Regions from separate parts of the Mus musculus genome. Here region 2 is linked to region 1. The links are chromatin loops, found by intact Hi-C in ENCODE. Cell type or tissue: gastrocnemius. All regions are shown on one strand. Links, peaks and the distances in the headings refer to the core of each region. The heading gives the core; the rest is flanking DNA. Region 1 overlaps Mast4 (microtubule associated serine/threonine kinase family member 4). Region 2 holds the start of Gm30106 (a long non-coding RNA gene).

Region 1 (5,383 bases), core at 245-5,244:
AAGGGAGACGTAGCTACCAAGGCGATGAAGATTCCTAAGTCAGAAGTGAATGAATCGATTTGTTGAAATCATAGTATTAGTATTTTTTTATCCCCTCAATTCAGAAACCAATCACTTGGCATCTACTAAGCATTAGACATCAGGATGGATTTTGAGAATAGGGAGGGGGAGAGACTCAGCCTCCGGTTCTAAGACACTGAATAAATAAATGAAAGGGAGGAAGTGAAGAGAGAGAGAGGTCAGTATTGCAGGGTGCACTGCTGCTTTAATGCAGAGTGAGGATGTTGGGTGAGCGGGCTGAGAGCAAGGAAGGGTTTGGCATGAGAGGTAAACCAGTCAGCAGCAGAGATTCGGGACCACAGACGCACCTTTTATAAATCCACGAGGCTAAGGCCACACCAAGGCCAACTGAGCCATCATCCTCTGGGGAAGGACCAAGCATTAGCGGTTTCTGACACTCCCAGGGGAGTGTAGAGTGTATACAGGTCATAGGAAAAGGAAAGAGAAACTCTCAGTGAGGCAAAAAGGATGTGGGGAGGGTCTGGAAGCATGCCACATCAGCAGAACAGTGGTACAAGAGCAGGGCAGTGATAAAATGTAACAAGCAGGTGGGGCACAGTGGGTCATAATCTCTAACTACAGGTCACCCTGAACTTGGATACACTTACAAGGACCACAGAACTAAAGGTTACATTATTCGGCCATTCTCCTGCCGGCTAGATTTGCAGGAAACAACTTTGTTCTACTTTTAATACTCGTGCAGATTAAGATTCAGTGCCTTCTATATCCAGAAGATGCCCCAACTGGTAAGAAGGACACATGCTCCACTATGTTCATAGCAGCCTTATTTATAATAGCCAGAAGCTGGAAAGAACCCAGATGCCCCTCAACAGAGGAATGGATACAGAAAATGTGGTACATCTACACAATGGAGTACTACTCAGCTATTAAAAAGAATGAATTTATGAAATTCCTAGCCAAATGGATGGACCTGGAGGGCATCATCCTGAGTGAGGTAACACATTCACAAAGGAACTCACACAATATGTACTCACTGATAAGTGGATATTAGCCCAAAACCTAGGATACCCAAGATATAAGAATCAATTTCTTAAACACATGAAACTCAAGAAAAATGAAGACTGAAGTGTGGACACTATGCCCCTCCTTAGAAGTGGGAACAAAACACCCTTGGAAGGAGTTACAGAGACAAAGTTTGGAGCTGAGATGAAAGGATGGACCATGTAGAGACTGCCATATCCAGGGATTCACCCCATAATCAGCATCCAAACGCTGACACCATTGCATACACTAGCAAGATTTTATCGAAAGGACCCAGATGTAGCTGTCTCTTGTGAGACTATGCCGGGGCCTAGCAAACACAGAAGTGGATGCTCACAGTCAACTATTGGATGGATCACAGGGCTCCCAATGGAGGAGCTAGAGAAAGTACCCAAGGAGCTAAAGGGATCTGCAACCCTATAGGTAGAACAACATTATGAACTAACCAGTACCCCGGAGCTCTTGACTCTAGCTGCATATGTATCAAAAGATGGCCTAGTTGGCCATCACTGGAAAGAGAGGCCCATTGGACACGCAAAGTTTATATGCCCCAGTACAGGGGAACTCCAGGGCCAAAAAGGGGGAGTGGGTGGGTAGGGGAGTGGGGGTGGGTGGGTATGGGGGACTTTTGGTATAGCATTGGAAATGTAAATGAGCTAAATACCTAATAAAAAATTAAAAAAAAAAGAAATAGTGCCCACACCCCCAAAAAAAAAAAAAAAAAAAAGATTCAGTGCCTTCAAGACCCTCTCACTATCTGTCAATCACCTTCGGGAGTGACCATAACACTCGAGAAAAGGGGCGTGGCTGAGAGAAACAGCAAGGAGGAGGCGCATGGGGCCTGTGGCCATAGGAAAAGGTGGCTCTCATCTCCTGAAGACTAGTATTGCCACAGGAAGGCAAAACTTTCTCTGCACGTTCCTTCCTCTCAGACCCAAGGTCACTGGAGTGGGGCCACCCTGCCCTCTCTGCCCTTCCTACCCACACTACACAGCTCTATTATTAAATGTAAACTTCATCTTTCCTTTCTCCGGGTCTCTCCAAAGCCACCAGACTCTGGTGACAATTTCATACCTCTCCTGACAACCTTGAAATCCTGTCAGAGCTCTCCTCAGAGACGGCAGGTAAGGCTATCTGTGAGCGGCCTGTTAATTGTATTCTTTAACTGTCCTCTGCAGAATACAGGACACAACTGGATGGGGACATCGTGGCTGTTTTACCCGAGGATAATACTAACAGATTAAATCAGATTCTACGGTAGATTCTTCACCCTGAATCATGGAAAAAAAAAAAGCAGGTTTCTTTCCAGGGAAAATATAACAAAATATAAAAATTGATTAGAAATAAGTCTAGAGAGCACCCTTATTTGGGCCTGAAGCACAAGTTTTAAAATGCACGCCAGTGATTTCACTGCCCCACTTCCAGGAGGGATACTCGCAGGGAGAAAGGTAAATGTCTACTGCTTGCTTCTAACGAAACACCTTTGACCGGTTTTTCCATAAAAGCCACAACTAATACACTCCCACCGTGGAGTTATTTAGCTGTGGTGTTTGATTACACATGCAGTGAGTTATTGATAATGCATCCAGTAACATAAAGTCTACTCCTTCAAAAGGAGCGTACGCTTAGCATGTTTCACCAATTCCTTTTAAGTTACTGGAAGGGATTTCTCCAGCTCAAATATATACAGCCTTTCGGTGATAACTCAAACACGGAAACCCAGGATACAAAAGCATCGTCCACACATTATTCCCTAAAGCTCAAAACACTATCGAGAGGAACACCTTTTTCTCCTTTGCAGCAGTGATCTGAGGCCAACTACCACGGAGAAAATCTCCATGTGACGTCAAAAAGCGTTTTAATCTCAGATTATCCAATTGGCTTTCTCACGAATGGTTTCGTGTGCTCTGACTGTTTTTCCTCCTATGGCTTGTGAGTCACAGTGCCTTGGTGAGTCATCTTGCCAACAGAGTGCACCTTTCTTTCACATGCATCAGAGATCCTTTAAAAGGGAAAGCAACAGTTTGGCTTGTATCCACCACAAAGGCTATCGGCCGATGCGCCACCTTGTGGACAAAAGTAACCACTGCATCGGTTGACTTCACAGTGGCTCTTTCACCAACCACCTTTTAAAAATGCTTGGCTTAAATGAGTTACTAGAGATGAATCGAGGTGAAAATACATCCCTTGTGTGTTTACATTTCTGTAAAGACCCACAAGAGGGCAGAGCATGTGGACACCAGGACAAAAGTGACTGTCTCTTTGTACTTACGGTACACAGATCTCACAGCATTAAGACATAGTCGTCACCTGTTAGCTTTATCCCAAGGGCTGTACTGTCAGGGAGGTACAAGGCTCTCAGGAACAGGTTCTGTGGCTGCATAATTTTGCCCATAGCTCTGACAACATTTCGGAACTCTAAAAATCTATCTGGGGATCCTCTTGTCAGGAGAGATTGACAGAACGGTGAGGAGGGGAGGGGAGCATCATGGTCTGTCACTGCCAAACACGTTTACCATCTTAACCCACAGGCCTGGCATCAGAAGGCAGAGATCTGTTGTTAGTGGAAACAGCCCAGGAAGGCAGGTTAAGACCCTCCAATAGTCCGTCTAATGTTCCCTATGTCCTTCCAACAAAGCACGGGCTGGCGGAAGCAATGCAGAGTATGGTGTTCAGTGCCTACTGTGTGTTTATCACATGCATGTGCACCTGATATTCCCTCTAAACACTGCATACCATGGACTCAGTTTGTTTCATGCTACTAGAAAGCAATGTTCAGACTCCAAACTACCCATTTTTTCTCTCAGTGGATAAAACATACACACACACACACACACACACACACTGCCCCCTGTGCTACTCGGTTCACAGAAGCTGTTTGTTCAATTGGTTGGATCTGAGATGTGTATGTGTGTGTGTACACTAAGCACTGAATCCAGGCTTAGTAAAGCAAAGAAGGAGTTGTACCACAGAGGAGCCCTACCCTCTGAAGCCCAAATAAATAGTTTCACAAAGGGCATTCTTAGGCTCTGATCTCCTATATCTTTTACTTCGGTAAATTAGAAGCAGAAATACAGAAGAGTGCTGCAAGGTTCAGCAGCAGGACCAGAGGAAAGTCCTGTCTTTGCCGTCCTTTCCTTTAGGGAGCCGAAATAGCACAAGAAGTCCAACGAGGAGGCTGGAGGCTGGGAATGGCTCCGTCTACAAAGAAGTGTTTACTGTGCAAGTCTGAGAACTTGAGTGCAGATCCCCAGACACATAGCTCACTTCTGTCATCCCAGGAGCTTACTGGCCGGCTAACCCCAGGTTCAGTGAAACTCTGTCTCAAAAATTAAGGCAGACAGTGATTAAGAGAGACACAGATGTCAACTTCTGGCCTCTGTAAATATATGCAGGAATGAGTGTTTTGCGCACACACTCTCTCTCTCTGTCTCTCTCTCTCTGTCTCTTTCTCTCTCTCTGTCTCTCTCTCTCTCTCTCCCTTCCCCCCTCTCTCTCTGAGTATGCACACATGCACACAGAGAAAAAGAGCAACAGGGGCAGGCAGGCAGAGGCAGATAGAGATGTGGTGGAGGAGGGAGGGAGGGAGGGAGAGCACAGAGAACATGGGCAATGGAGCAAATGAAATCTGTACCTCAGCTCTTCCCCACACCCCTCAATGCCCTTGGAAGGTATTCTAACTAATTGCTTCCTTTGATTTCTCTTCGCTTCCTTAAGGGAAGAGAAAACACATTTGCCTGTGTTTACTTCCAGCATTTTAGTTCCTACGTTTTTTCCAGACCTACAGAGTGTAAGAATAGAATTTCCCCCCAGATATCCACCAATTGTGTACATTTTTTTCTGTAATACTGTAGGTAGTTGAGAAAATGCATACATTCTAAACAGAAATGGCTTTTCAACCTTGCACCTTCAGATAAAAAGTTCCCCCCACAAGGTGCTAAAAGGTCAATAAATGCATACTGAGATAGAGACCCTAGAACAGTCTTTTAGGAATTGCACTTCCAATAAAAAAAGAGAAAAACCCTCTTTAAATGCCAAAAATAAATCAAATCTCCAGGAAGTGCTTTTTTATGTCTGTTCTGGCTGACAGCATTCTTCTGTTTTGGAGTTTGGAGTCAGGCACTTCCAGCCTTTTATCCAGAGATGCATCAGCTTAGCCCTTACCATGCCGCCGCATCAGTACCAACTCTGTACGGATAATACACTTCTTCACCATGACAGAAACGGGAGAACAGCAAAGGCAGGGCCTGGAGGGAGGACCAGGAAGCAACCAAGCATGGTCAATAAATTCCACAGCAGACAGCCTTCTGTGCTCCACCCA
Region 2 (5,383 bases), core at 107-5,106, 200 kb before region 1:
TTATATCGAAGAGTACGTAGAGATGGTTTGCCACATGTGGGAGTATGCAGAGTCCACACGCACACATTCTGTCTTATAAAATTTTTGTTAGAAAATTTTAATGTTCTTTATTTTATTTTTTATTTGTTGCTGTTGTTGTTTTTTGTTTTTTTTTTTTTTTTTTTTTTTTTTTGAGACAGGGTTTCTCTGTGTAGCCTTGGCTGTCCTAGAACTCACACTGTAGACCAGGCTGGCCTTGAACTCAGAAATCCGCCTGCCTCTGCCTGGATTAAAGTGCACCACCATGTGCTCCGTGTGCTTACAGGTACCCCCTAGTGGCCCAAGGAAGTCATCCTGTCTCCTGAAACTGAGATTACACACAGTTGTGAACCACTAAATGTGAGTGCTGGGAACTCAGTCTACAAGTGTTCTAGACTGCTGAGCCATCTCTCTAGCCCCATGTCTAGGAGGCTTGAACATCACTGGTCTCTGGAATCTCAAAAGATCCCAGATTGTAAGATCCTCATGAATACCCAGAGATGTCTGGCCACTCTCAATGGTATAAAGTACACTCTGAGAAGTGTAAAGAAACCCATGCAATCGTTGAGTTTCTCTCTAGTGATTGTGTAGCCTGGGCCATCCTTTGGTTTGCAGGCTTCCTTGTACTTTGGAAAATGTTTGGCAACATCCCAGACTCTTTCCATTAGATAGCAGAGGTGCCAATCAAAAATGTCTGCAGACACTGCCAATGCCTTCTTGTTGGGAGTCACTGTTCTAGATCATGTCTCCCTCTGAGAAAGGAGTCATATTGTCTTTGATTCTGGCCTCAACACTTAATCTAACCTTAAGCAAGTTATTTAATCTCTGCCTATTTTCCCTAATTATAATATTGGTCCATAACAGAACCAACCTCTGGGAGTTGGCATATGAAAATGAAAATGAGATGACCCATCTAAAACCTCTCAGTACATGTAATGTCTGTACTGAGTCAGTGCTGACAATATGAAGAATCTAAAAGAACATTTCACTCAATGATGTCATCCTGGAGAGAAAGGGCAGTCCAGCATGTTCCGTACCCTCCAGTGCTCTGAAAGAGGGTCTTCCTAGATAGCAGCCACGTGGTATTTACTTGGCTGCTTACTGCTGCCTTCCCTGTGAGACTGTTTCTCAGGGCAAAGGCCAGATTATACTGTATTCTGTATTTCCAGAACTGAATAGGCTCAGACTTACACAGACATTTTTAAAGATGCTTGCTGAATAGTCATTTCCACTAAGCGTCTACTCTTTCTCTTATGAGACACAAGATTGAGCAGTATGAAGACATCCATCAATACCCTCACAGAACCCTAAATTCTCAGTATTCTTACAACAATGTTATTAAATTCTGAAGGCTTTCTCTTACAACTCTTTGTCACCAAGGATATCAGTACAAACATTTCTTAGGTCCTAGCATGACTTCAGGAAATATCACAGGCAAACACAAGGAAAACTCCCCTTTGAGTACCCTCTCTACATCCCATAGACAAACCAAAGATTTCCTGAGCTTGTTGAGGAAGAGGGGTGCCATAGAAGAGCAATCAAGGTTGTGAGAGAGGATTTGAAATTGTGCTAGAAAAATCTTGAATTCAGGTATCTACCCCATGAAAGAAGAGAGCAGTTGAGGGATAAGAAATAGCTGACTAGCTGACCAGGAATATTAGAAAGACTGTATGCGACTAGGGTTGCAGCCACAGAGGGAAAAGGTGTGGGAAGGGGAGTCAAGTTTCCAAGAGGAGTGCTTAGTCATATACACAGAGGGTGAAGATATATACATAGGGCGAGAATTCTGCTCTGAATGGGCTTAAGTAAGACCTGATGTCTTTACTTCCCAACTCTCCTCCATAATCTTTCTAAAAAGTTCATTTAGTTGGCATTGCCTATAAGCATGGCAGCAACTTAAATGGGTCCACTGATATAATCAACCCTTTACTTTTCCCTCTTCACCACCTCTGCTTTCCATTTTCAGGAATATCTGAAACCTTCCGATGCTAATAGCTAATGTCAAAGACTTTTTACAATTATGTGATCTAAAAGTATGAATGTGCATATATGGGTGCAGGTACTCAAAGAGTCCAGAAGAGGGCTCTGGATACCCAGGATCTGAAATCACAGATCACTATGAGTAACCCAACATTCGTGCTGGGAACCAAATTCTGGTCCTCTGAAAGAGTGGTACACGCTCTTAAGTGCTACCTCCAAATTCTGGTCCTCTGAAAGAGTGGTACTTGCTCTTAAGTGCTGCCTGCCACCTCCCAGACCCCAACACTAATTTTAACTAAATATATTGGATTATTTTCCCTGAAAAGGTTTGGGAAGATCTGAATTTACCCACACTGAAAAGGTAAGACTAGGTAAAGTACACACACAGCTAGCGATATATTAGCTAATACAGAGCAAGTACTTGATAGATTCCCACACTCCCTGATGATAAGAGTGGGTGTGACACTCAAGTGTAACCTGTCTTCTAACCTGTATGACTTGATTTAGTAACCTATGATTCAGAAGGCAAGGCAGTCGGTAAACATGGGATTGAATTTGTCAGAATTACTGACATTTCCTTACAGACAAAATAATTATATAGAGAGGAGAGGAAGCACAGTTGAGTTGCAGTTGCCATAAAGCTGATGAACTGAGAAGAAACTGAGCCTTTGAAGGCCTTAGAACATAGCTGGTCTTGGCCAACACACAGACACTCAGCAAGATGTTCTACTTATTGGACAGCCACTAAGCCAATACAACAGTGGATATAGTCTGGGATCCAGACTGCTCATTCATTTATCAATATGTCAATATCAGTCACTGCTTCTCCAAGGAAGGCAAGTGGGATGGGAAGATAGGTTTGTCACCCAACTGGGAGGGTAGCTCTGGAAAAAAAATGGTAGAAAACAGAAGGTCTAATCCTTTGCAACTCATTCCCCTCATATGTTTCGTAATGTCCTTTTTACAGATCTTTTACTCTCCCTCCAGATGCCCCATGCCCAAACAGAATAGTATTAAAAAGCTAATATCTATGGACAGATTTGTGTGTACTATATAGAGATTAATTTCTCTGGGCCAAGTTGTTAGGACTGGGTAGCTTTCAACTCCCTGTTTAAGAATCTGTGTCTGTGTATCTACATCCAGGGAGGATGCAGAGTTTCCATGAAGACTCTACCTGATCCTGGCCTAGTGGCAATTCTGCTGTAAACTCTCTTGATTCATTCCTACCCCTGTGTTCAGCACCTAAAAATGAACGAGTATTGCTCAAGGTGGTTCACATCTGTAAGTCCATTAGGTCGGCTTCTAAACTCTTTCCTGAACTTAAGGAAAAAGGTCTGATATGCACACTGACTTTTCTAAATGAGAAAGTCTACAAAAATAGAACCAAAGAGGGGTCAAAATAAAATGTAGGAAAAAATGTAGAAAGAAAATAGAAAGGATGCTATATACAGGAGGAAGAACAAAAAACACAATGAACAGTTGGAAGACAGAAACTCTCTTATGTTATTAAACAAATGGATGCTTACAATACTCAACTGTAAGAAAGATAAACAAGTTAATTTTATATCCAGCTACTGCACAGAAGCAGAAGTTGGCCTAGTCGGCCATCACTGGGAAGAGAGGCCCTTTGGTCTTGCAAACTTTATATGCCCCAGTATAGGGGTACGCCAGGGCCAAGAAGTGGGAGTGGGTGGTTAGGGGAGCAGGGTGGGGGGGGACTTCTGGACAGCATTTGAAATGTAAATAAAGAAAATATCTAATAAAAAATATATATAAAAGAAATGTACTTGAGCAGATGACTCACTGTTAGAAATTCAAAGCTACCTTTCTTATGCTCATATGTATGTAATACCATATTTTTGTGCTGGAACTATTGCACTTCTTTTTACAAAGAGAAGACAAACAAGAATAAAAATTGTATGGACAATTCACCAGATTTTGGGGGTATTTTTCAAAATATCGTCGAAGATACTTTATGTCTGTAATAGATCCATATCTTCTTTCTTCAGGGAAGAGTAGGCAACCTAGTTGGTTAAACTTTATTCTCATGTATGATTTTGATGATTAAAAAGAAAAATAAGAAAGATAAACAATAAAGAACTGGTAGGGATACATCTAAATGGAGAAACCCATAGCAGACAATAATCAGGTTGTATCACCCTAGGAAAAGGTGTGTGTGGGGGTGGGTGGGGGGTGGGGGTGGGGGTGGGGAAGTATCATAAAGTAAGATGCAGAGTTCTAAAATTATTGGGTAAGACAAAGAGTCAATTTCTCTTTCCTAATAGTCCGTCAGAGAGCTATATAATCCTCATGGTTGGCGTGAAGAACATGTTCTAAATGGTGACGGGAGAACGGAGATGGGACAAAAAATGGGAGGAGAATGCAATGTGTCCCACAGACATTCTGATCTTAGGAGAAGCAGAAGAGCAGAAAGATAGGAGAAAGTAAGTATCACCCATGAACCTAAGAGAATGGGCAGAGATGGGGAATGAGGACTTCTACTCAAAGTAGCCTCTTGACATGTGTGATGGATAAGCATGGTGGGTCAGGCCTGGAGAGCAGGCAGAGAAGCACTTCTAGGAAGGAAACCCTTGCAGTTCTCTGCTCTGTCAATCAGAGGACGGTCCTGTGAAAAAGACCACAAATGAGATGGATAGAGCATCCTCTGCCCCCCAGAGGAGAGCAAGGACATAGAAAAGGAGGTAGAAGGAGGCTATTGGGCGATCCATAGCTGAGAGGTGTGATCTGAACGAGAATGGCTTCCATAGGCTCCTATATTTAAACCGTTGGTACCCAGTTGGGAGAATTGTGTGGGAAGGATTAGGAGGTGTGGCCTTGCTGGAGGATATGTCACTGGGGTCAGGCTTAAAGGTTCCAAGAGCCCTCTTCTGTCTCTTGTTTGTGGATCAGATGTAAGTTCTCACTACAGTTCCAGCACACTTTGCCTGCCTGCCTGCCTGCTGCCATGCTCCTTGCCATGATGGTCATAGACTCTAACCGTCTGGAACACTGAGCCCCCAAATCATCTGCTTCCATTTATAAGCTGCCTTGGCGACAGTATCTTTTCACAGCAATAGAAAACTAAGACAGATAGGCTTCTCGACTTTAAAACAGCTGTCTGGAATATACATCAGCAAATCGAAATCACACAGACCTCTAACAGGCGACCAAAAGAATCACGGAACAGAGGGCAACTCTCTGAGGTCAATGACCTCTTCTCATACACAGGAAGGCTCACACACACAGCGAGACCAGACCTTCCCTGCCTCGAGACGGAACCCGGCAGCCATTTGCTCTAGGCAGTCTTTGTGTAAGCCTGACACCCACGGTCGGTTAGGTAAATCTCTCTCCTGGGCTCTATCCCAGACAGCACCCGAAAAGGCTT

Evidence for each region. A loop is a pair of places that touch in the nucleus more often than their neighbours do. Peaks named below come from ENCODE experiments on the same cell type or tissue, not always from the same donor. Only the 100,000 strongest peaks of a DNase experiment are listed, where the experiment ranks them.
Region 2: it touches region 1 in a loop (2.9-fold over the local background); 12 of 42 quality-filtered maps call a loop at or near these places.

What each region holds. Positions count from the first base shown.
Region 1 is chr13:103,106,996-103,112,378 of GRCm38, forward strand. All of the region lies in intron 3 of Mast4 (microtubule associated serine/threonine kinase family member 4), which reads right to left. Among named protein-coding and RNA genes, the nearest start is that of Gm30050, 13 kb to the left of the region's middle. In gastrocnemius, for the core only: a CTCF peak has its summit at 3,150 (motif pointing left); a DNase peak (open chromatin) is centred at 3,125; H3K4me3 peaks cover 422 bases.
Region 2 is chr13:102,907,760-102,913,142 of GRCm38, forward strand. All of the region lies in intron 4 of Mast4 (microtubule associated serine/threonine kinase family member 4), which reads right to left. It overlaps Gm30106 (a long non-coding RNA gene), which reads left to right and starts at 43. Exons shown (of 4, transcript XR_382843.4): 1 at 43-5,383. In gastrocnemius, for the core only: a CTCF peak has its summit at 2,094 (motif pointing right); no DNase peak of the experiment used is centred there.